2 separate regions of the Homo sapiens genome follow, and region 2 is linked to region 1. Evidence: chromatin loops called from intact Hi-C (ENCODE). Cell type or tissue: tibial artery. All regions are shown on one strand. Links, peaks and the distances in the headings refer to the core of each region. The heading gives the core; the rest is flanking DNA.

Region 1 (5,384 bases), core at 257-5,256:
CTTCCCTCTCCACATCCCCTCTGCTCCCCTTTCTCAGCCTAGTAAGTGAGCAATTAAGTCACGTAGTCAATATGGAAAAGATACACCTTTCATCTTCAGGACTCCATTTTCACAAAACATGTTACATGTATATATTATCTTCAGCAAGGTCCAGGCTCTTTAGACCAATTATCTATCCAGTGCCTGGTGCTCTTTACTATGGGTATTCGTAGATCCCAGGCTATTTTTAATAGTCATTAATCAATCTACTCTCATTTTTTTTTCTTCTTTCAAAAACTTCCACATATGAGTTTGATGACTCATGGGCACCGTACCAAAGACTAACAATTGGCTGGACGCGGTGGCTCACACCTGTAATCCCAGCACTTTGGGAGGCTGAGGCAGGCGGATTACCTGAGGTCAGGAGTTCGAGACCAGCCTGGCCAACATGGTGAAACCCCATCTCTACCAAAAATTACAAAAATTAGCCGGGCATGGTGGCCTGCACCTGTAGTCCCAACTACTGGGGAGGCTGAGGTGGGAGAATTGCTTGAACCCAAGAGATGGAGGTTGCAGTGAGCTGAGATCGCGCCACGGCACTCCAGCCTGGGTGACAGAGTGAGACACTGTTTCAAAAAAAAAAAAAAAAAAGAATTAAGTTTAATAACTGTAAATTTCAGTCAACTGATTTTAAAGTTTTTAAAAAGTTGGAGCACTTTAGTACATACCAGTGATCATATTTCTTTAAATGACATATTCTAAGTTCTTCAGATCCCAGTTCTGTTTTACACGCAAGATTTCTCTGGCTGCTAAGTACTTGGTCGGTAATAGCCTTTACTGTATAAATAAGAGGGTTCTGACTGCACTGGCTTCCTCTGCTTTATGCAGTGGTAGCAATGGAAAAATGACTGGGGTAATCAATAAGTAGTTCATAAAAAAGTAGAGAAAATTTGCATAACTGGTTCTTCTTAGCTTACCCATAAAATGTATTATGATATTTCTCATATGTCTAACATGCCTATATATGTTCTTCCTTCCATCACTAGATTTTGTTGAGGGCCTACAAATATGCTCTTTATTATTTATTATTATCCCTTACCACATCCCCCAGTTACTCCCATCTTGTCCATTCATCACAACTACAGGAGAATTTTTGACTAGAAAACAACACATTTTCTCACAACTCTAAATTCTCCCAACTTATCTTCAATTAAAGATAAATTAATGAGCCATAAAAACTGTACCATGGTACTGGACTACCTAAACATGCTGAGGCCATTTCCCCTTTGAAGCATGATGGTCCCTAACTCGTAGCTGAGTAAGGGACTGCAGCTTCGCATGCCCTTCTGACGGGCCCATCTAGCCGCTTTCAGGGCCCAACTTCAAATAGGAAGTGCAAAGAGAGGAAACAACCTTGCCTAGAAGCTGGGGCAGCTCAGCCATGTGAATGCTCCTGCCTGATAGACATTTTATATTTCTGTAGGTTCTGGGATCAGGATGCTTCAATTTGAATCCAGCTGACTAACTTCCTAACTTGTGACTTTTGTTAAGTTATCTAACCTGCCTCCATGTCCTCCTTTATTAAGTGGAGGACAAGAATATCTATCCACTGGGTCAGTGGATGGTTGTGAAGGTTACATGTAAAGCACCTAGAGACCAGCTCCCAGAAAGTGCTTAGTAATAAATGCTAGGTATTATTATAATTATTAGCCAAGTCTAGGGACAGTTTTTTGGTGACAGTGAGTTCCGTATCATTCTTTCACATGCTAATTTTGTGACAATCCTATTGTGACTTACAGTGGTAAGATTTTATTTTTACTCCGTTTCTAAGTTGGATAAAGGGCAATGCAGGGCATTGAAAGGTCATGACATTTAAGCATGAAATATATAATTTAGGAGTTTGGGGGCACCTGCTGTGGAAAGGGGGCATCCCAGACACTAAACTAGGTTCCATGCTGCCACCCTATGAGGTAGGCAGCCGGACTCCATTTTACAGAAGAAAATGCTAAACGTTCAAGATGATAAAGGACTTACTGAAAGTTCACGCAGCTAAGTGGTGAAATTGAGTTTTCCACTTTTCATCTGTCTCACCTCAAAATGCAACATCTCTCTGAACGCTGCATCACACTTTTCAAACTGTGCATGCAAGGTACATGCTAAAAAGGGCCTTTATGGTTTTTGACATTTACGTTGCACACATTCAGAAGAGATAAAAATAGACTCCATGCTGCTGATATAATTACTAGAGGCTATAAAAGCCATGCAAAATCTGGAGAGGGGGCGTGGGAATAGTCAAGGAAAGAACATAAACAAGGGAGCAGTGACATAAACTAGGACTTCATGCCATCCTTAATTCCTTCACAGAGCTCCACACAGTCCTACAGCGTTCCACCATGTAAAATCAGGCCTTCATTTTGAACTTGGAAATCTCCCCACTCGCAGGCAGTGGCAATGCCAGCAAGCCACAGGTGGGCACCACATGAGCAGGTGAGAAATGCCACTAGTAAGGGGAGGTTGAGGATCTGGTGCCTCTAAAAGAGCACATCAATCCTAATTATCCTGCGTGGGTGTACCACTTATGTCGTACTTAGGTACTTATTTTTTTTGTCAGGCAGTTTAAGAGAGTTTTAGGCAAATGAACGTCCGTGCCTTGGAAATCCCTGAGAAGACGTGAAGCAGCCTCAGAAAGAGAAACTGGCTGAGCTTTCAGCCTGCGCACGCTGGGGCAAGGAAGCTGCACTACACTGAGCTGGCATAACTGCCCTTGGCCTGGCCGGCAGCATCTCGTCCTGCAAACTGAGAGAAACCTGAGAATGAACTTCTACACTGCACCTCAGAAGGGAGCAGGCGGGAGAGGAAGCCGGGTTGGGAAGTCAGAGTAGAATCTGAACACAGAAGACAGGGGGAGCTATTCAGGAAAATGTGCTTTGTTATTTCCTTCTGGCACCTTGCTCATTACCATTCTAATTTTTAAAATGCAAACTGAAACCCATACTAACTTTAACATCCTAAATGACAAACTAAAAGCAACACAGCTCCCCCTTCCACTCCAGTAACACCCCTCATCCCTAAAAAACAACAATGCTAACAAAACCCATGAACACCTATAACAAGTACAGCTTTAAAATCCAAATCCTTGCTTTTCTTGGCTTTTAGGTTGAAAGGTAGTGGAAAGTGGCTGAGTAAGACCCCGTCAGATTCAGTGCAAGGTGAAGACTGGTCTTGAAACTTTGTATCTTCCCTTCTTGATTAGAATGAAGGTAGATGCCTTGACTCAGAATTGGTGGCTGTTTTAAAAGCTGGCCTTGCTTTGGACCATTGTTGGGACTGTCTTCTTCAGCAAACAGTGATCATGAAACCAAATTCAGCTTTCTTCAGGAAAAGGACAAAAACTGGGGTGAGATGATTTGCTAGCGGTTACCAACTGAGTCGGGGCAGTGTAAATATTAAAACCTGCAGCCCTTAAGATGTCCAGCTTAGTACAGTATAGGACTCACACAACTCGGATTCAGAAAAGTTGCCAAAACTTTTAATGCTTTAAGAAAGAGGATGAGTGACTTTTGGGTGTTTCAGACATACAGCCTTTCTGATTAGCTATTTTAGATGGCGTGTAATAGACTTGAGTAGTAAGCTATGTTGTATTTATTGTATTAATTCCAGTGGTAGGTATACCTGGAATTAATACATTGTATTACCACTGGAATTGTATTACCACTGGAATTAATACAATAAATACAACATAGCTTAGTACTTAATAAATTGTATTAATTCCAGGTATACCACTGGATCTACTATGGAAAAGTGTTTGAGTGATGCCCACCTAATATAGAAGAACTTGTCATAGCTCTGATGCAGCGACAATTGACCACTTGCTTTTACATAAACACTAGGAAGAAAGGCATGGCATCAAGTGTTTTGAGAGCTGAATTACATCAATATTTCCTTTTCAGAAAATCTAAAATTATTTCAATGCACAAAAGGTACATACTGAATGTAATTATAACTCTTCAAAAAAATCAATCTCTTTCTCTTTTTAAACTTACATAAAAATAAATTATCTGACTATTTTACCTTTGGATTATTCTCTCTAATCAACACTCTGATTTAGAATAATGCAAGAAAGTAACGCCTTAGTGTCTTAGTACCATTTATTAATTCCAGGTATACCACTGGAATTAGTACAACAAACAAATACGAATTCTACTTTCCAATCTTTAAAATAAGAATCATGCAAAGAAGTGTGTGGCTTACAACTGCATGTTACTTATAGCAGCTCTGAGTATGGTGCTTTTTTTGTTTTGTTTTGTTTTTGAGCTGGAGTCTCACTCAGTCACCCAGGCTGGAGTGCAGTGGCATGACCTTGGTTCACTGCAACCTCCGCCTCCCGGGTTCAAGCAATTCTCCTGCCTCAGCTTCCCGAGTAGCTGGGATTACAGGCGCCCACCACCACGCCTGGTTAATTTTTGTATTCTTAGTAGAGATGGGGTTTCACCATGTGTTGGCCAGGCTGGTCTCAAACTCCTGACCTCAGGTGATCCGCCTGCCTTGGCCTCCCAAAGCGCTGGGATTACAGGCATGAGCCACTGTGACCAGCCTGGTTTATTTTTTTTAAAGTTAGCTCCTTCTCTAGGCAGTGCCCCTGGGTCTCCGGAGTGGACAAGTGATTTTAGAAACTGAGAGTGGGGGAGTCATAAAAAAGGAAGAGATTGGGAAAATACGGAGGGATAGAATATGTAAAAGAAAACACATTTAAATTTATTACTACACATGAGATCATATTTCTGGCACTTTGTAGAGGTCCTATAGAAGCTGTTAGTTCCCATATAGAAATACTAGAGTGAATAAATTGGTGTTAAATTTAAATCTACTTAGGAAGTAAAAGTCTATCTCCATTCCTGGTAAGATTCTCTTAGGTAAATCTGGAAAAGAGAGGTCCAGTGCAGAAAAGATTTTTCTAGTATTTCATCCACTGTTTTTTCGGTATAAATGAATTTGTGCTTAGGAAAATAAATATCCAGAAGGGACCTGCACATTGTATTGACTTAGCGTCTCTTAAATTGGTAAGTTAAAGGTGTTATTAGGCCTCATTAAGAAAAATTAGTATTTATTTTTCTTAGGTGTAGAAATGATTTGAAGGTGTACTAGGAAAACTTGGAAATTTTGGTTTTTCCATAGATGAATATTTACATTTTAAAACTTGGAAATCCTAAAGGATAAGCATCTTGAATGATGCAACTTCCCCTTCTGTGGTTCATTTGGGAAGCTAGCAATACTCTTACCTCCCATTGCAGTTTCAACAGTGACACCTGGAAACCTTTGTCCAATCTTTGTTATTTTGCTGTATTGCGAGAAAGTTTATATTCAAATAAGCCTTCTATTTAATTTGGAAAGAAGTTGTTGTCTTT
Region 2 (5,384 bases), core at 268-5,267, 92 kb before region 1:
TCAGGATCCTTTTACATTCTTAAAAGGTATTGAGGATCCTAACAAGCTTTTAAAAATATACATTATAGCTATTGTTAATTGTATTTGAAATTAAAGCAGAGAAATTTGGAAAACATTTGTTTAAAATTAAGAATAAACATGCTAACATAAAAAATATTTTTTGGAAAAATAATTATATGGTTATGGTATAGAATAGATGATTGCTTCCTGAGTTTTAACTTACCTTTGGAGAAGGAGAAAGTGAAAATGAGCTATTCCATGATGGTGAGTATGTTCTTACAATAGTGGTTTTAGAATGCTCATCTATGACGCATGGTTCAGTCAGACATATGCCCATGTGTGGCTTGGGATCTTGAGGCCATCAACTTTACCCCAATCTCCCTCTGCCCTTGAGAACTGCCTGTCCAAGGATGTTCCTCGGTGATAAAGGTTGTATGTTGTGCAACCAGGAAAGGACTGCTTGCAAACTCTGACGTTTGGGTTCTCCAGCCAAAGACCTTGGACAGGCATCATTAGGAGCAATAAATAAATGCAGCATCAGGACAGAGAGAGTGTGGATTTGCACCATCAGGAACAAAAGAGGAATTAACTTCCTGAAACTCCACTTTGTTTGTTTGTTTTTCAGATGAGGTCTCACTCTGTTGCTCAGGCTGGAGTGTGGTGGCACAATCATGGATCACTGCAGCCTCGACCTCCCCAGGCTCAGGTGATCCTCCCACCTCAGCCTCCTGAGTAGCTGGGACTATAGGCACATGCCACCATGCTCAGCTAATTGTTGTATTTTTATTTTTATTTTTTATAGAGACGGGGTCTGTGTCACCCAGGCTGGTCTAGAACTCCTGCCCTCATGCCAAATCTCCTTTCTGAAATATATTTTCTTCTATATTTCCCAATGTCTATGTAGAGTATCATTGTTTTTCCAGCCATCAAGGATAGAAAATGTGGTCATCTTTGATTTTTTTGGTTCTCCTCTATCTACCAATTCTGCTTTAACAAAAAGCCTGAACTCAGCAAGGTAGAAACAAGTAATGATTTTGCAGCTCCCCATCACTGTTTTCAATCATGTGCTGTTGAATTTCCTCTCTCTGTTCCTTAATACATCTTCAGCAGATCACAGAGCTTGTAGTTACTTTCTGTAGTCCAGATTAAGACTCATGTTCGTTTATTTAAAAGTCTAGTCCAGGTAAAATCAAATCTTTTCTTTGGTTTCCAGTTCAAAGCGTGTGACCTTATTCCATTGTGCAGGTTTCCTCCAGATCTGCAGTGACCTGAATTGGAGGCCCATCCCAGGTCAGGGGTCCCCCACTGTGGCTTACGAGTGGAGTCTTAGGATTTCACTGACCCATAGATTGTGGTGTGTCTCCTCTTCATCCTTTCCCATGTGGAAGTGTTTAGTGAGGTTATCTTGCTCCTATTCTGTCATTGCACATTGGTTGTGAAGGGGGTTAATAGCTTGTTATTTAATTTACAGTTATTTGGATCAAAATGAACCACTATCCAGACCTAATCCAGAGACTATCACAAGATCCTGAACTATAAGCTTAGTCCCATGAGTAAATAGGAATTTGGGATTATCTCTTTTGAGGAAAGAGTGAATAAATTGTGCAAAAGTAGGGAGTAGTATTATGTGACCAAGAGGGCAGATGGTGACAGATTGCATTCTTGTTCAGAATGTTTGTTACTCCTCCCTAAGGGGAACTAAACGCCCTCCCCCATGGACATCAGGCTTGCCCATGTGACTAACTTTGGCTAACAAAATGAGGGCAAAAGTGATAACTTTCCACTTCCCAGCAGAAGCTTTAAGGGGCTTTCCCTTTTGTCATGCCATAGCAGTGTCCAAGATGGAGTAGTTCCTTCACCCTGGACTCCAGAGTGAAGAGAACTCCAGACAGCCCCAGCAGACCTGCAGCCAACATGCAATGTGAACAAGGAATGACCTTTGTTTTCATAAATCACTAAGACTTGAGGGCTTTTTGTTACCACAGAATAACCTAGCCTAAGATTGCTATTAATTCTTAAATCGTTTTGCATGCCTCGTGTTTTCCTCTCCTCCTCAACCTTTGCTTATGCAAGACTGCATGGTTAAAGCTAGCTGGGCTTTGCTTCTAATCCTGACTCTACCATTTTTTACGTGTGTTACTTTGGGTAAGTCACTTGATCTCTCATCAGTTCATCTTAAAAATAAAGCAAATGGTACTAGGATATGAATGCCTAGCATAATATAAGCACTTGATAAAAGTTTTCTACTAAATTTTGTTCCTCACAGGAGATGTTGGTATGAAGGACTAGTTATTTACTTGAATTTTTGTTCTTGTTGTTCAGTAATTTCCCAGTAATACTTCTAGCTCCTATTTCTTCCTTCAAAGATTTAAGAAATCTGAAAAAGATCCTTACATACGTTCTACTCTCCTCTAATAGGAGACTTAACTTACGTTATTTTCTTTGTCTACCTCTGAAATCTCTATGTACTATATTTACAATTTCATAATTTACTAATGTTACGGACTTCTGTATTCATGCCTCATCCTCATCTTCATACGCCTTACTATTTTTTTTTTGAGATGGAGTTTTGCTCTTGTTACCTAGGCTGCAGTGCAACGGCGTGATCTCCGCTCACTGCAAGCTCCGCCTCCCGGGTTCAAGTGATTCTCCTGCCTCAGCCTCCTGAGTAGCTGAGACTACAGGCACGTGCCACCACGCCCAGCTGATTTTTTTGTGTTTTTAGTGGAGATGGGGTTTCACCATGTTAGCCAGGCTGGTCTCGAACTTCTGACCTCAGGTGATCCGCCTGCCTCGGCCTCCCAAAGTGCTGGGATTACAGGCGTGAGCGCCTGCCCCCAGCCACCATACTCTTAACTTTTGTGAGGACAGGGACTATATCTTATTCATCTTTATAACTCTTTAGGACTTAGCTCACAATTATGTATGACAGTTAATAGATGAAATATTTACCCTTTTCTAGATAACAAAATGATGAAATTATTTTTCAAGCTATCCTAATGAAGGGAATTTTACATGAATATGTGCCCCCCTGGTCTATCATAATCAGAGGTTTACGCCTTAATCTTCCAAAGACAGACCTGCTTAGAAGATGCCTGACCAGTCCCCTTTGACAAATTGGAATGGTCTGAAATGAGGCATGCAGAGCTAAAGATCTCATTTAAAATATTTTCCCAGGGTTAGAAAATATCATTTGGAAACTTGAAAGCCAAAGGCTCTGTTTTTAAAAAATAAATTAAAAATTTGGAATTGTATGTTGTCTTTGTTTTTAGCAAGACTCAAGTTCCTAGCTGACTTCTGTTTGTTTGTTTTCTCTGGGAACCAAGTAGCCGCACTACACCCAAGCATGTATCATTTCACGACAATGACTCAGAAAGCAGTGCAGATGTCATGGCTTACCTAGTCCCTAAAAAATGCCTACCATGCAGGAAATGAAATAAGGTTCTTGGACTCAGCAGAAATGGGGTGAGGATAAAGAGGCTGCTTTGAATTTGTGGGCTTTCCCGGACTGCTTTGGAAACATCTCATGCAAATCCAAACAGTATCTGGGTCACAGATAGTTTTTGACCAGTAATTTCTGAATATACTTCTGGTCTTCTAGTATACTTAGAGGTAGTAGGTCTATTTGGAAAAATAAAACAATTTGAATAATTTAGATAGTTTGATACACTTCTACCAGTGAGGATCTTTTTCTTTTTCGTAACAGTCTGCCATTCCTGGAACCATTTCCAAGGCCTAAAATTTTATTATACCGAGCAACAGATAGAATCCAGTCATCTAGTGCTTCTACCAACAACTTAAATATGCATGATCCGTTGTTTCTGAGTATGGCTTTTTTGTGGCTCTCTCTCTATATATAAATTTAGTCCAGCTTTTTAACCAAGAGACAGCTTGCTAGAAACATGAATTGTATCATTGTATTTGACTAAACATTTAGTCTGTAACTCTTATGACTTTAGAAGCCTGTCAGATGCTATTTGGAAACTTTCTCTTTAGTCTTGGTTATAATAAACCAAAAGTACCTAGAATTCTATGGGACATAGACTGTCAGGAAATGTTGAGTGTATCATTTTTGGGGAAAAGCAGACACTTTTACAAGAAGACTTCAATATGCAAATAAGAAAAGATTTAAGAATATGCAAATAGAAAAACATTTAAGAATGAGGAAGGATTTAAGAAGAATAGAACCATCAAGATGTAAAGCAAATCATTTCATACTTACTTTGAGATCCAGGCTTGTATACTATTCTAAAATGGGGGCTGTTACATTTCTGCCATGACAGAGAAGTTTTTGGGGGGAAATCCCAACGATGACCACAGCCTAAAAATGCACAGCTTAGAGGGGAGTTTCCAATGGACTTGGTCTTCAGCCAAGCCCCAGGTCATTCATTCAAAGTGCCCCTGCAGTATAACTAAATGCTTGTCCTGATCTAGCATCAGCATTTATGCATAGATAATAGGAGTTAGTACTAAGAATCCTCAGGGGGAGAGATGTACTGTGAAGATGTGAGCTGCGTTACATTCAAGGACATCAGCTAGCACAGTGTTGAAGACAATCAGCCCTGACTGAATCTGTGTGTCAGTGTTACGGCTTGCTCAGTTAGGACTCCAGTGAAAACCAGCAACAACAAATGACTACGACATTACTCAGCAAAAAATATAGTTTTGTCTCTTTTCCTAGTTTGTGATGAAGGCAAAGAACCCTCAGTAGGCATCTTTTGTTTAAGCAATAGACAAACAGAAAGAAAAAAAAAAGCATTTTAGACTATCCATCATGGCATTTGAATATTGAGTATTTTACTGACATTTCAGTTCCCACCATCACACTCTAAATAGTGTAAGAATGTTTTATTCGGCAACAAGAAGGAGACAGTGGAGCAAGAATAGAGTTTGGAGTCTCATAGACTTCAGCATAAATGCTGCCTCTGTCATGGGACAAGTTGTTTAAACTTACTGAGTTCCAGTTTCTTCTCTTTCAGTTATTGTCAGATTGAATGATATGGATTAGAGAACTAGACCATGCTTCTTGCAGGTACAGACCGTGACCCATTCTTCTTGGTATTCCTGGTGCTTGGCAAACAGTGTTTATTGATTGAATTAATGAATGAACAAATGATATACTGATGCATTAGCAAGTATGAGCCTGGCTCAATAAATGTAAGTGGTCAATAAATGTTCATTTCCTCTGGGTAAAGTAGCTGTGGGATTATCCTCAGAGTCAGTCTGGGGTGTTAACAGCTCCCTCCTTTTATACCAGGATTGAATTTTGGCCTACACCAGGACTTGAATTTTGATGAGGATAAGTGGGGATACATTGCCAACTGTAGGAATTACATTTATTGGTCCACTTCCAAAAAGAGTGAAATGGAGAAAACATGTAGGGA

The links. Peaks named below come from ENCODE experiments on the same cell type or tissue, not always from the same donor. Only the 100,000 strongest peaks of a DNase experiment are listed, where the experiment ranks them.
Region 2: it touches region 1 in a loop (2.0-fold over the local background); 2 of 110 quality-filtered maps call a loop at or near these places.

The regions. Positions count from the first base shown.
Region 1 is chr2:144,446,404-144,451,787 of GRCh38, forward strand. All of the region lies in intron 2 of ZEB2 (zinc finger E-box binding homeobox 2), which reads right to left. Among named protein-coding and RNA genes, the nearest start is that of ZEB2-AS1, 71 kb to the right of the region's middle. In tibial artery, for the core only: a CTCF peak has its summit at 2,895; a DNase peak (open chromatin) is centred at 2,744; H3K4me3 peaks cover 1,229 bases; H3K27ac peaks cover 3,966 bases.
Region 2 is chr2:144,354,758-144,360,141 of GRCh38, forward strand. No RefSeq gene overlaps it. Among named protein-coding and RNA genes, the nearest start is that of QTMAN, 25 kb to the left of the region's middle. RefSeq lists an enhancer at 2,215-2,728. In tibial artery, for the core only: no CTCF peak of the experiment used is centred there; a DNase peak (open chromatin) is centred at 3,388; H3K27ac peaks cover 1,920 bases.